Regions from separate parts of the Homo sapiens genome. Here region 2 is linked to region 1. The links are chromatin contacts, found by Hi-C or POLR2A ChIA-PET in ENCODE. All regions are on one chromosome and are shown on one strand. Each heading gives the region's core, a stretch centred on a gene start or an enhancer-like site at or near the end of the contact. The rest is flanking DNA. Distances are from core to core; before and after follow the strand shown. Region 1 has its middle 130 kb from the start of CYSLTR2. Region 2 has its middle 160 kb from the start of FNDC3A.

The links. A loop is a pair of places that touch in the nucleus more often than their neighbours do. ChIA-PET counts read pairs that join two places held with the same protein, here RNA polymerase II (POLR2A). Pooled maps may share reads with other maps.
Region 2: POLR2A ChIA-PET joins it to region 1 with 21 read pairs in AG04450. The contact joins two enhancer-like sites. A Hi-C loop is called at or near these places in 3 of 168 maps with a recorded cell type or tissue (CD14-positive monocyte, astrocyte of the cerebellum and endothelial cell of umbilical vein) and 1 of 50 pooled maps. POLR2A ChIA-PET finds 5 or more read pairs at or near these places in 6 of 52 experiments (AG04450, GM12878, MCF 10A and 3 more).

What each region holds. Positions count from the first base shown.
Region 1 is chr13:48,778,625-48,786,408 of GRCh38, forward strand. No RefSeq gene overlaps it. Among named protein-coding and RNA genes, the nearest start is that of CYSLTR2, 130 kb to the left of the region's middle. Within about 2 kb of position 4,912, at least 6 of the 41 ENCODE cell types and tissues checked have a DNase peak (open chromatin) inside an H3K27ac peak, as active enhancers do.
Region 2 is chr13:48,814,028-48,821,811 of GRCh38, forward strand. No RefSeq gene overlaps it. Among named protein-coding and RNA genes, the nearest start is that of FNDC3A, 160 kb to the right of the region's middle. Within about 2 kb of position 4,789, at least 3 of the 41 ENCODE cell types and tissues checked have a DNase peak (open chromatin) inside an H3K27ac peak, as active enhancers do.

The DNA.
Region 1 (7,784 bases), core at 3,662-6,161:
TAAACCAAGCTAATTGACACATTCATTACCTCAAATACTTGTCATTTTTGTGGTGAGACCATCGGGCATTTACTCTGAGTGATTTTGAAATGCACCATATATTTATTATTTACGATGGTCACCATGCTATGCAATAGAGCTCAAAGAAAAACCTTATTCCTCCTGTCTAAATGAGGCTTTGTATCCTTTGGCTCTCATCTCATTCTCCCACCACCACCACCCCCGCCCTTCCCTCTGTAATCATCACTCTACTCTTTGGCTTATTTGAGTTTGACTATTTTAGATTCCACATAGAAGTGATAACATGTGGCATTTGTCTTTCTGTGCCTGGCTTATTTCACTTAGCATAATGTTCTCCAATCTATGTTGCCACATGTTGTTACAAATCACAAAATATATTTCTTTTTTAAAACACTGAATAGTATTCCATTGTGTACACATGCCACATTTTCTTTACTCATTCATCTGTTCATGGACTCATAGATTGATTCCATGTCTTGGCTATTGTGAACAGTGCTGCAATAAACATTGGAGTGCAGACCTCTCTTCAAGAAACTGATTTCAAATCTTTGGGGTGAATACCCAGAAGTGGGATGGCCAAATCATATAAAATTCTACTTTTAGTTTTTTGAGGACCCTCCATACAGATTTCCACAGGGGCTGTTATAATGTACATTCCTACCAACAGCATACAAGTGTTCCCTTTTCTCCACATCCTCACCAACACTTAGCAAGTCAATAAAAGTAAGTTTTTCATAAAAAGATAACATCTTTCATCTTTTTTATAATAGCCATTCCAACAAATGTGAAATTATATCTCACTGTGCTTTTAATTTGCATTTTCCTAATGATTAGTGATGTTTAGCATTTTTTCCTATATTTATTATCCATTTGTATGTCTTCTTGTTTTCACGTTCTACAATTTCTATAACATTCTATGTTAAACTTGAAACTACCATTAACTCATTCTGTGTATGACAATGGGAGAAAAAGAAAAGAGGAAAAATTATTAAAATATAAACATGACACTATAAGAAAACATAATCAGAGGTTGTTGCCCTTTTTTTGTACAATTTGTCCCAAAGTATAATAGGTATTTATGGCTTTTCTCTACTATCCACTCCACCTTCTCTTTGCCATGGTGTTATGCAAACCTGCTTTCCTGAAAGATCTGATTCCTTGGTGGTCCTGTATATATGGCATTGATAAACTCTTTCTTTACCTTTTACCATTGAACTTGGCAGTTCTAAGAGACGTTCATTGGGTTGATGCATCCTAGTAATATTGATCCTTGCCCCATTGTGTAGTAGCAACCGATTTCCTCTTTATAGTCAGGATCAATCACCCCAGCTAACATATTAATCCTCCTTTTTTACTTACTCTTCCAGTGATATGAGACACCTGCAATGACCATGTGGCAATCTCAGTTTTCAGTTCAAAGGAGCTATTGTGTTATTCTGTGTAAGCATTCCTGCTTTGGAGGTCAATACTTCTAAACCAGAAAAGCCCAGACTTGTTGGGACAAGAAGCAAAAAATCTGTTAGTTGGTCAGCGGGCATAGTAGTGAGATTTATGAACACACATATTGTTCCATATTTATTTCTGCCTGGGATAAATGGCCAGAACATATATTGCATCCTGTAAGAAAGTACTACATCCTTGCAAAATGTTGCTTCCCTGCTGCCAAAATAACTGAGTCTTCAATAGATCTTTCTGCCTTTCTCTAAATCTGGCTACTTCTAAGCAATTAGATACATGGTAAAAATAAGTAAAACAAAACCACATGGAATTCAACCACTTAATCTTCTTTCTTTTGTGGTAAAATGAGTTCCTTGCTCCAAATCAAGGTTGTATGGGATATCATGATGGACAAAAAGACATTCAGTAAGACCATGGATGGGGTGACGGAGAAACAATGGCAGATATGGAAAAAAAAATCCAAATTTATTTAAACAGTAGCTATTTAGTTTGTGATTTTTTTTTATCCATTCTGCCAATCTGCACCTTTTAAGTGGAACATTTAAACCATTTACAGTCAACATTAGTATTGAGATGTGAGGTACTGTTCCAGTCATTATGTTGATTGTTACCTAGTGAATTTGTTATCTTCATTGTGTTATTTTTTATAATACATATGAATTTTATGCTTTCAGGAGTTTCTATTCTGGTTTGTATTAACTTTTTGTTTCAAGATTTAGAGGTCCTTTTAGCATTTCTTATAGGGCTGGTCCACTATTGATAAATTCCCTCAGCATTTGCTTGTCTGAGAAAGACTTTATTTCTCCTTCATTTCTGAAACTTAGTTTTGCTGGATACAAAATTCTTGGCTGAAAGTAATTCTGTTTAAGGAGACTAAAGATAGAACCCCAATCCCTTCGGGCTTATAAGATTTCTGCTGAGAAGCCTGCTGTTAGTCTGATAGGTTTTCCTTTACAGGTTACCTGATGTTTTTGTCTAACTCCTCTTAGAATTATTTCCTTTATGTTGACTTTAGGTAGCCTGATGACTATACGCCTTGATGATGTCCTTTTTGCAAGGAATCCCAGGAGTTCTTTGAGCTTCTTATATTTGAATGTCTAAATCTCTAGCAGGGCCAGGAAATTTTCCTCTGTTATTCCCTCAAATAGGTTTCCCAAACTGTTTGCTTTTCCAAACTGTTTAAATAAATCCAAATTTGTTTAAACAGTAGCTATTTACTTTGTACCAAAGAACAAAGAACACTTATAATTATTAGATTTGGCTGTTTTATATAATCCCATATTTCTTGGATTTTTTTTCATTCTTTTTCTTTATTTTTGTCTGATTGAGTTAAATCAAAAGCCTTGTCTTTAAGCTCTGAAATTCTTTCTTCTATTTGGTCTAGTCTATTGTTAAAAACTTTCCACTGCATTTTGTAGTTCCCTAAATGTATATTTCATTTCCAGATGTTCTGATTGGTTTTTCTTTAAAATATCTATCTTTTTAGAAAAATTTTCATTTATATCCTGAATCTTTTTTAAATTTCTTTATATTAGTTTTCACCTTTCTCTTGTATCTGCTTGAGTAACTTAATAATCTTTTGAATGTTTTATCTAGTATTTCAAGCATTTCATCTTGTTTTGGATCCACCGCTGGAGAGTTAGTGTGATCTTTTGGAGGTTTTATAGAATCTCATTTTTTCATAGTTCCAGAATTATTTTTCTGGCTCTTTCTCATTTGGTGGACTCTTTCTTCTAATTTTTTAAATTTTTTTATTAGACTTTAATTTCTTTTTTGCCCCCTTGAAGATGTGACTTTAATGTTTATAGTTTATTGTCACCTAGCTTCAGCTCTGAGTGCTTTCAGTGATGAAGACTCTGGATGAGTTCCTTGGTTATAAAGAATCTTGGCTCATACCTGTAATCCCAACACTTTGGGAGACCAAGGCAGGTGGGTCACCTGAGGTCAGAAGTTCAAGACGAGCCTGGCTAACATGGTGAAACACCATGTTAGCTGAGCATGGTAGCACATACCTGTAATCCCAGCTACTTGGAAGGCTGAGGCAGGAGAATCACTTGAATCCAGAAGGCAGAGGTTGCAGTGAGCTGAGATTATGCCACTGCACTCCAGCCTGGGTGACAGAGTGAGACTCTGTTTCCAAAAAAAAAAAAAAATCTTTATGTGACAGCTTTCTCACATGCTGGTCGCAGCAGTGATGTGCTGGGTGTGTGAGCAGTTTCACATCTCCTGTGAGGTTGGAAAGGCAGAAATCTCAAGAAGCTTATTTCATACCCCAGTGGTGTGCACTTAAAAAATTTTTTTCCCTCTGTCTTTTATTAACTGGGTTGAACAATTCAGGCTTCGGGACAGTAGAAAGTGCCCATGGGTAAAAACTAGCTGTGGCTAAAGTAAATAGGTAAATGCAATACTCCAGTGGTTGGCAGAGGTCCCAGCCTTGACAGAGGTGGTTGGGGGAGCTCTCAGTGAAATGCACTAAGGTCTTTTCTGAGGGAAGGGAGGAAGCTACCACAGTTCTCCCTCCAGGCTAGCAGGAAAACAATCTGCTTCCCAGTCACACTCCTGACACAGCGTCCTGGCTATTTTGATTGGACAGTCACCTCTTTTCCTCTCCAAGAATTCTGATGTTCTGCGTAGAGAGGGGTTGTGACTTTACCTCTTATGCAAGCCTGAACCTGGAGGGCACCCATCCTGTGGGGATGCAGTGTTCCAGAAAGGCTGTCTACAGATGCACCCAGGCAGAACTCCCATGGGAGAAGTCAGAGCTTTGTCTGCAGTGGTGGGTGAGAGGGAGAAGTCCTCTTCTCCAATACCCTTTACAAGCACCAGGGCTGCCTGACTGTTGGGTTAAAGCTACACACTTTCCTCACCGATCCCAACACTGTACCTGTGTCTCTGCTGAAAGAAACTTCCCATGAGTGGAAAGTTCAGGGACTCAAGGCCTGTACTTTGGTTTATTTTGTCCCACATGGTGCTCCCTTAATGTGGTACCCTCCCCCTTCCCCTAGGAATGGCAGTCCCTCAGGGCCAGACTACTGTGAATCCTGCTGCTTTTCTGGATCTAGTTACCCACTGGAGCTGCCAGACTCCATGCTGGTGCTGGAGAATGTTTGCAAGGGATCTAGTGATGTGACCTGTCCTCTAGTCTTCCAGCGGTGGGTACCAGCAGCAGCTGATGAGAGTGATAGGTGAGTGACGCAGACTCTGATATTTCCTTGGTTATAAATAGCTTTGGTGTGTTAGCTTTCTCAAATGCCAGCTGCAATAGTAATGTGCTGGACACGTGAACCAACTCAAGACCTCCTGGTTAGCCAGGGTGATGCAGGCAATGACGATAGCTGAATTTACGCAAAAGTTTTCTCCTTCCTGAGTGCTATGTTATTGTGCCTGCAGATGTTGTAATGGGCTGTACCCGTTGGCCTCCAGCCAGGAAGTAGTGTTTGCGAAAGAGCACCATCTGCAGTGGTAGTGGTGGAATTTGTGTTTGTTTTATGTTAGCCAGTGAAGGTACTCTGGTGTCTCAGGCAAGGGGTGGGGCCATGGAGCTCCCAAATGTGCCTGTCCATGGGGTTACATTATTGGGGGGCTGCGGGGAGGGGTGGAGGGGCAAAGATGGCTTGAGGCTGGGTTAGATAAGTCAACATTCTGGCTCTCCACGTACAGGCACAAGCTGCAGCCCCAAAGGGGGTCAGGTAGCAGTTCTCTAGCCGCTAGGGTAATGTTCCAGGGAGGAGCGCAGCTGCCTCTGTTCCACAAAAAATATCCACAAAAGGAGCAAGGGGTAGCAGGGTACAGTAAGCCCCACTCAGCTCCCATGCACTTGGCAAGGCAGGTTTCACACACAGTGTTCTGCTTACAGCAGCTAGCTGGGTTCCAGGCAGCCTGCACTCAGAACTCAAAATTGCCCCAGGCCATAAGCCTTCCCCATAAAGACAGAAACTGCAGCTGTCAGGCCATGCCCTCCTGGTCCACCCATGAAGTGGGGCATCCAGCTTTTACACCCATGATGATAGCACACTTCCCACTCGCCCCTTGGTTCTGGCCAACAGGGTTAGTACTCACCCAAGATTATTTCACAAATATTATTTGGGAGCATCTCTCAACCTGAGACTGCAGCTCAAGTTAGCTGGCAGACTTCCATGAGGTCACCTATGAGATAGGATGAGGAATGGCTTCCCTTTATCCTTACTGGAATATGGGAGTGCACCCCCACCCCCAACCACTATGTTTATGAGCCCACTGAACAAAATTTAGGATGGCTGAAAAAGGGGCTGATGACATGCACAAGTTAGGTCAGCTTCCTGTTCTTTGTTTCACAGCTAGAATGAGCAGATAATGCATAATTACCCCAAAAACTCAGTCCGGATGCTTACTTGGGGGTCCCACCGTCAGTCTCTAAGAGGGCCTACTAGCAAGCCAAGAGATATTTTTCAAAGGTGAATTGCTCCTTTACTTGCTTCAAAACCTTAGGGGAATCCCCTGTAAAAACACCACTGCAACTTTCTACAGGCCTCAATGGACATCATAATCTGTCACAAATACTTTGGGCACTGTTACTCTGCCATTACATCCTTGACCAGTGACAATTCTCTTGTTCCAGGTTCCACTCAAAGTGCTTATCTTTCAACTAGTAATAGGTAGAAGCAGAATACCCAAACATGGTATATGTTTACTATAAAATTCAAACATTTTCACCAAGTAGTTTCTTTTGTCCCATTGGTAGTAGTTACAAGATGTAGCAACTAGTCTTTGACTTTGAAGGTTATCCCAATGTGCCTCAGACTACTTAGCCTCAAAAAACTTCTCTGAGGTATCAAGCCTAATGTTTTATAGGTTTTATCTCCTAACAGCTGGCATCCTCCAACATAGCAACACATATTGGGTTACAGCAACTTTTTGCTCCCCCGACGTCTATCTCATCTATGTCATGGGACACCATGCTTTTCTATGAGATGATGAGATAATCAAGTTCCCTGCAAACTAACTTGTGGCACAAGGTCAGAAAATTGATGTAACCCAGAGGCAATACCGTGAAGGTATGCTGTCTTCCCACTAAGTAAAAGCAGATTACCTCTGGTGTTTTCTGCTTTTGGGGGTAGAGATCAATAGCTACATACCACCACATGCCATGAGATGTCTATACATGTCTCAGTAAAGAGACCATATCTACAAGAGTAATTGCAATTGGAATCACTCCCTGATTGAGGTTACAATAACTTTCTGTCATTATCCAAAGCCTGTTCATTTTTAATACTGGCCAAAATGTCAAAAAGGTATGTGAAAGTACAGTCATCCCTTGGTATCTGTGAGGGATTGGTTCCAGAACCTCCCACAGATACCAAAATCCATGAATGTTCAAGTCCCTGATATAGGCAAATGGCATAGTATTTGCATACAACATATACACATCCTCCCATATACTTTAAATCATCTCTAGATTACTTATGATACCTAATACAATATAAGTGCCATGTAAATAGTTGTCATACTGTATTGTTTAGAGAATAATGACAAGAAAAAACATCTGTACATGTTTGGTACAGATGCAATTTTTTCTCAAATATTTTTTATTTGTGGCCAGTTGAATCCATGGATACAGAATCCACAGATATAGAGGGCTGACTGTATATCTTTTCAGGTCCATAATGATGGAATTTATGTTGTTAATTTTACCAAATACTATGGATTGAATTGTGTTCCCCCAAAATTCATATGTTAAAGCCCTAACCCCCAGTGTGATTTTATTTGGAGATAGAGTCTTTAGCAGATTATTAAGGTTAAGTGAGGTCCTAAAAATAGAGTCCTAATGTTGCAGAACTGTGGCCTTATAAGAAAAGGAAGATTCTCTCTCTCTCTCTCTCTCTCTCTCTCTCTCTCTCTCTCTCTCTCTCTCCCCTTTCCTCTGTCTGGCTTTTTGTGGCTGTGTGTTTGTTGTTTAACCGGTAGATTGAACCCAGTGTTTCTGCCAAATGAAATGCATGGATCAATGCAGCTTGATCTAAAGTTATATTCTTTACTCTTTGGTTTAGTACCTCCACATCTATTTCCACAAGTATTCAAAATATTTGCTGATATAAACTGGTAACCTTTTGCAATTGTTTAGTTATGAAGTCTTTTCCTTCTGGGTTTGACTTTGTAATTGGATTCCCGGTCACGCTGGGTTCTGACCCTGGTTTGAAGTGTAAAAATAATGAGAAGGAGGGAAGATGGGGTTTGAGGAGAATTGGTCAACCCTTTCCAGGTAATTAGCTTAGATAAGGTCATTTTAAAGTTTCAAGCAAAATAACCATAGCCTCATAAGACTGTAA
Region 2 (7,784 bases), core at 3,539-6,038, 35 kb after region 1:
GGAGGCTCACCCTGTAATCCCAGCACTTTGGGAGGCCGAGGAGGGTGGATCACCTGAGGTGAGGAGCTTGAGACCAGCCTGGCCAACATGGCAAAACCCAATCTCTACTAAAAATACAAAAATTAGCCAGGTGTGGTGGTGCGTGCCTGTAATCCCAGCTACTTGGGAGGCTGAGGCAGGAGGATTGCTTGGGAGATGGAGGTTGCAGTGAGCTGAGATTGTGCCACTGCACTCCAGCCTGGGTGACAGAGTGTGACTCCATCAAAAAAAAAAAAAAAAAAAAAAAAAGGAAAGGAAAGAAAGAAGAAAGAAAGAAAGGAAGAAAGAAAAAAAGAAAGAAAGAAAGAAGGAAGGAAAAAAAAGAAAGCTGAAGACCATGAGAACTTCTTCTACCAAAGGATTCTGGGATAAATATATTTTTGGCCATTTGGCATACTATAGATTAGGGATCAGCAAATTTGTCCCGTGAAGGACCAGATAGTAAATATTTTAGGCTTTGTGGGTTATATAGGGTCTTCTTCTCCTCTTCCTCTTCTCCCTTCACCTTCTCTCCCTCCTCCTCCTTCCACTTCTTCACAACCCTTTAAAAATATAATGAATATTCTTAGCTTGGAAGCTGTACAAAAACAGGCTGTGGGCCATGTTTGGCCCATGGACTGGTAGTTTGCCCACTCCTTAATATTCGAAATATATATTAGCACAGTAAAGACTCTGAAAAGATCTGTAAGATAAAAATCTGTTTAACCAGATTTATCCCAAACTTATTGGACCAGAAAACTCTTTTTCTCTTAACCATTTCATATCTCACATAATTAGTTTTCCATGGAAAATACTTTGGAAAATTCTGACCTTTTTTATATAGAGAGAATAATAAAATTTATCCCTACTATATAAAGAAACACTCCAAATGGCTTAAAGACATAAATAGAAAAAGTACCAGAGACTATCTCTGTGGCCTTGGAGTATGACTATATTCCCAAGCAAGATTCCAAAAAAATTAAGCACTAGGCAAAAATTATGAATTTGACTACATCAATATTAAGGATTTCTGTTCAACAAATAGCATGACAGAAAAACTTAACAATTGCATAAAAGATTGGGAGAAAATATTTGCAATGTTAAAAACCATAAAAGATTAATATTTCAAGGAAATTTTGTCAATTAATAAGAAAAAGATTGGGACTCTAAAAGAAATGCAGGTAAATGATGTCAATAAGCAATGTATAAAAGGGGAAATCAGAATGGCTAACAAATATATGTTTAGCTGCATTAGCAATTGTAGGAATGCAAATTGAAAAAAGAATAAAATACTCCTTTATACTATGCATAAGTTGGCAAATATTTTTAAAATTAGATAATAGCCAATATTAGCAAGTGTGTAGGAAAATGGCTTTTCTCATGCACTGCTTGTGAAAGCATAAAACCAGTGCAACCATTCTGGAGAAAAAAATTGGCAAAACTTAGTGAAATTTAGTACATCTAGTTTCACTCTTGAGTCTAAACCCAGAGGAAAGTATCCATAGATCCAAAGATGACAGGTACAAAGAAGTTCATCACAGCATTTTATTTCATGGTAGGGAAGGGATACTGGGAGGCAAAATAGCTGCTCATCAGCAACCAAGGGATGGATAAATAAAATACAGCTGAAGCTCATATGGAATACTATACAGCAGCCAGAAACAATAAACTGGAGGTACATAAAGCAACATGAATAGAGCTCCTGAAACTAGTGTTAAGTAAAAAAAGTAAAATTCTGGGCCAGGCTCAGTGGCTCACACCTGTAATCCCAGCAGTTTGGGAGGCCGAGGCAGGCAGATCACATGAGGTCAGAGGTTCGAGACCAGCTTGGCCAACATGGAGAAATCCTACCTCTACTAAAAATACAAAATTAGCCAGGTGTGGTGGCACATGCCTGTAACCCCAGCTACATGGACGCTGAGGCAGGAGAATTGCATGAACACGGGAGGTGGAGGTTGCAGTGAGCCAAGATCATGCCGTTGAACTCCAGCCTGGGCAACAAGAGCAAAACTCCATCTCAACAACAACAACAAAAAAGTAAAATTCTGATCGCACTACAGACAGTGAGATCTATAGCATAATGTCAATTATAAAACTAAAAACATATATACATATTTTTATATATCATATACATACTAAACATAATGGTGGGGTATCATAAATAAAGGGGAAAAATAATATAAGTAGAGATGAGGTTTCACCATGTTGGCCAGGCTGGTCTTGAATTCCCGACCTCAGGTGATTCACCTGCCTCGGCCTCCCAAAGTGCTGGGATTACAGGTGTGAGCCACTGTGCTTGGCCAATTTTTTTTTAATACAGATTACCACTGTCAAGATTGTAAATAATTCACTGGTTATAATTCTTAAATTTTATACCAAAATTATATGATTTTCCCAAAGAATACATTATCCTAAGTCCTTGCAGTATAATTTTATTAGTATGGCTTTTGAACTATTCATGTCCCCTATGTAAACAAAAGCTCTCAGTGAAAAGGCAGTTCATTTTGAGAGGTACTGTAATATATGTAAGAGTATCTTGAGTGTGTGGAAATAACATGGATTGATTTTCCCTAGGTGGAGAAGCAGGATGAAGCAAATACATCTAATACTTCCTCATTCACTCTACGTTTGCATATTTGTATCAATTTCAAATGAAATTGCAACTATAATCTGCCTATGTTACAAGATCAGAGTAAATTCCCTATAGCAAAATAATCAAAGCAAAAAACAAAAAACAAATGCACACATGAGGAACTCAACAAAAAGAGCTGAATTAGAGCTTTTCAGCACACACTCCGAAAAACATAAACACAAAGCAACCACAGGCAGGCTATAAATTGTCCTGAGTTACACAATGGAGTGATAAGACAGAGATGACCTGGAAGATGTGAGCTGGCGGGACTGTCTGAGATTGATTAGTTGGCTGCCTTAATGCACAGGTAATAGGATGCCTTTCAGCTCCAGTCTGCCTATTTTAGTCCAAATTTGTTTTCCCTCCTGCCTTAAAAATTAGAAGAGTCCCTGTCACTTCAGTTCTGCAATTATATGGAAGCTCATTCATCTCACAATACTCCAAAATACACAAATGCCATCCTTTTTTTGCTATGCAACACAAAATGCAGTGCTCTTTTATCTAATGCCATCAACACGCAATCTCACAACGTACTTCTGAAGAAATTGATTCCAAAATTTAGCAAAATGTCAAGGTTTGGAGAGGAGATGAGAAAAAGAGACAACACTATAATAGATGCTAAGAAGAGAGCCAGGAGCAAGCTGCAAAATTGAAGATACCAGATGTGAAAGTGAAACCATCTCTATTTCATAGCAAACCTGAGCAGCAAACAATGATTCCAAACCTGCAAAGTGGAGCGCATGTGTGGTGAAAGGAATGACAGGCTATGTCATTGGGAAAGTGGAGAATTTCAGAGCCTAATTTTGGGAGTAGCCAGAAAACCAACCAAACAAATTGATTTGGAAGAGAGAGGTATGGAACTTTATGCAGAGGTGACAATCGTCAGGATAAAGGCCAGCTTAGGAGTAGATGCACAACTTTCAGCATGCCAGGTGTCTCCTACATGAAAAGTTGTGTTTTGGGCAGCCTTCTCCAAGCCTCCATCTATGTGATCCTAAACTGATGTCTCTTGGGGAGAACTCTAGCCTAATCCAGTCCAGAGCTTTCACATGTAGGTTTGTGAGCTGTCAACATGAGTATTCTGATATCAGAGGGGACTTGTACACAGAAAACACTATCGTTATCAGATAGAAATCAAATTAGTTGATTAAATACAAATTTAAAACCTTGTTTACTTTAAGGACTTGAGGTTTAACTTAAAAATGTTATTGGGCTATTATATCTGATCCATTCACATCAAACATTCTAAGCATCTGTAACAAGGAACTCCCCTTTCAAAATTAGTTAATCAAATACCTTTTAACACTTTAAGCCTCATTAATAAAAATAATGCATTTCATTTTTTCAGCCCTTCAAATGCCTAAATGGCTTCTGGCTTACAACCAGAAGAAGCAATAGCTTCTTCAAATACTTAGAAGGTTTTGTAAAATGAATGAATTAAAATGTTAAGCTCTTTTAAACAGTCTAATACTGGTTATAGGCCAAGTCCATTTTTCTTATGCTGTTTTTGCTTATATGAGAAGCCTAAATTCAAATACACATTTTAAATCAAATGCATAAGACTTACATGTCAGTTTCTCCAATGTAACAAATTCTCTGTGACATGACACGAGCTTTTACTAGCAAGCATTTATTAAATATCATTACACTTGACACACAAGTATCAATACTATGTGTTGGTTATATTTTATCATCTCTATCTTCAGTTCTTCCTATCTTATATTTCATATCTTAGGTGAGTTGAAGTTACCACCTTAATGGTGGCCACTATAGGATCATTATCTCAGGCAGCCAGAGATTGCTTATTGGGCAGAGATCTGAGGTCAGAATGCAGGGCTGAGGCATGAACAAATCCAAAGGGATTATTTCTGAGTCATTGAAGGACAAAGTTTTTATTTTCTTACCACTTTAACAGCCTCCTTTATGGGAATTTATCATCTGTATATTAGTCACCAACTCTAGCTGTCTTAAGCCAAAGGAATTTGTTGGAGAAACATAAGGGCTCAGAAAATCAACAGGAGGCTGGAGTAACAGGCATTAAGCAACTAAAACCAGCTGGAACTAATGGCACTGGAGGACCAGGCAGTAAGAACACAGCTACAGCCACACAGCAGAATGGACTGGTCAAACACTGCCCCATCCCTGATACAAATGGCCTGTTTCTTCCATCCTTTCAGCACTTGCTCAAGACTCAAGTTCCTGAGATGGTGAATCCAATTGGTTGAGCCCAGATCATGTGCCCATCCCCCACGGCAAAAGAGCATGGATTCTTTTCCATTTCCTTAGAGGCAGGGATGTACTCTCTCTGCCATTAAGAAGACACATGTGGGAGAAAGCTAATCCCCTTAAATGAAATCAGGATGCTATGGAAAGGAGATTGATGTAGGGCTGCCAAACACAACAGATGACCACCATTTCCTACCCATTATCTTGTGTTTCAAAATCCATGACTAATCCTTTTGATATCACCATTCTCGTAACCCCACATTTTTATTATATCTCATAACCCCCCAGCTTACCTTTATTCACCTTTAATCCACATCTTTTGAAAAGATATTAATTTGGGGCTAAATCACCAATGGTTTGGGATTTTTAAAACTATTTTTCAAATCAATTTCATAACCTGCAAAATATTTCACGGATGTGAAGTGTGAAGACAGTCTATCACCATCCCCTGCAGAAGAAGTCTAAATGAGACATTACCTTCCCAGGCACCGAGTTGGTTCCTCAGATTAGGACATTGGGTTTCTAGTACACATCTGGGACAAATAAAGGTTTTGTTTTTTTCTTAAGCTTCTGATTTATAGGTCAACAAAACAGCATGTTCTCTGCAAAAATGCTCTTAAGATGCATGGTATTTCTCTAGTGAGACAAACATGCCATTTAATAGTCATCAGATATTTATAAGGTGACAATTCATTCACTTCACTGTTGCCCCATTGCTGTTCAGGAAAGGCTTCAAAGTCCAGCCTTCATTCCTGGCTCTTCCGTGCCAGGCAAACCTCCTTGCCAGGAGTCTTCACTGAGGTTACTCTTCACAGTGCCTGCTGTGGCAAACAAAGCCACATCGTGGCACATGGCACCTATCAGTGACTTGGTATTAGGACCAAAGTTAACATTTGGTAAACAAGTCTGCTGCCTTCAATTCCCCTCAAATCACTTTTCCTTTTACACAATCATTTGGTCATGGTAATGGAGTCCACACAGAAGAGTGGTAAAAAGAGTGGCATTTCTCTGAGCCAGCATCAACCTGCAGAATAGGAATAGGACTCTCACTTCTTTTGTGCCACACGCCTACAAACGCTGACCCTCCCTCTCCAGAGCCCTGCTGCAGAATAGGTATAGCCTTTCTGTCTCCTGGAGACAAAAACTTACACCAGCTCCTGCAACGATCTGGGATGTATTATGTAATGCTTACTCTGTATTACCTGTGGTGAGTCACCATGTCATTTTGCACTTGTCTATACCAAATAAATCCTTAACAAAAATGCGCAAAGTTGCTGATGGAAGAGGAAGCTGTTGATAACTTTCTTTCCATCATTTGGAGCCACATCACATAACTTGTCCTATGTTATTTTTTGGAAGTAGTTTTATTCCTGGCTTGTTGGTCTCTGGCTACTTATCTTACTGTAGCATATCTCATTAGGAGATAAAAGAGATCAGATTCTATTTGTTATGCCTTATTTGTCGTCCTTAGAATCACAACACAGCATTCACATATCACATACCATGGGACTGTTAAAAAATACAAAAACAAAGTATATTCTGCCCCATTCAAGCTCAATAAATACTTGTTGACAGACTGCCAAACTCTATCCAAAAACAGAAGAAATGCCAATTGTGCAATGATTCCTCTTTATAACAAATACAAGGGCATTCATTAATTCACTCACTAAATTTATTGAGTGCCACCATGCCAAGCACTGGGCTAGACACAGGGGAAATAATAATACACAAATCATTCCCCTGCTCTCCTGGAACAACAAATATTAATAAGAACTACACAGATAAGACAAACTGCAGTGATGACCAATGTTAGGAGGAGATGCAAAAGGCCACACAAGACTACGAATGGGAGCTGATTAGTTAAGCAGGTCAGGAGAGTCTCCCTGAAGAAATGGTACTTGAACTGAGATCAGAAAAATGAAGGGAGGATATTTAGCTGAACAGAGAAGAGCACCCAAGGCTAAGAAAATAGCCTTGGGGTAGGAGGAAGCTTTGATGGCAAGCACAAAGAACTGGAAGGTCTTTGTGCCTGCACAGAGTGAGTGAGGGGAAGTGGGCTGGACAGGAGCCTGAAAACCTAGCTACACATCTTGCCAAGGAGTTTGTCTTCTCCTAAGAACTATGGATTGAAAGATCTCTTAGATTGAAACAAGAAGGTCAGGACTGGGTTTGAGAATGGGAAGCGTGAAAACTGTGGGCACCAGTCATTTTCCCTCACAAGCTTTTTGGAGCCTTAGAGTAGACATGGGAATAGCATGGATGAAAGACACCATTGGGGGTGCAAGGCCTTCCAGGTGTCCCTTCTGTTTCTCCTGTGTCTTGGGGTGTCAGCCATGGCCAGCACTTGTCAGAGTGACCAAGTCTTTAAATGTGAAAGTCACTGTACCGTGGGGTATCCAGGATTTCTTCTCCCACCCCACATGAGGTCAGCAGTTCTGCCACTCAGCAGCCCTCATGGCCCAGGCCTGAAGTCCAATATCTGAATGGTGAAATTGTTGCTGGATTATGTTGAGGATTCTCTGAGTCTCTGTTGCAGAACCTAGGATTTCTCTGTTACGTCCTTTTAGGGGCTTTCCATCAGCAGGCCTGGCTGTTGCTGGCAGGCAGGCTGGCTGATTGCAGAAGCACAAGGATTTAGAAAAAGGGTTCGTAATATAAAAAGATTTTTGTATTGAAAGCACCACTCTGGCTCCAGTGTGTAGGACAGATTAGAGGGGGCTCACAATGTGGATGATGAAACCAATTAGGAGGTGATTGTGGCTTAAACCAGTGTGGAAATGAAAGCGACAAAGTGCACAGAGTCAAGGGACATTTAGGAGTATAAATGTAAACAGAGCTTGGTAGCTGATATAGAAATGAGATTCTAGGCTTATGATTCACACAACTAGATGAAGTCCCCAAACTCATT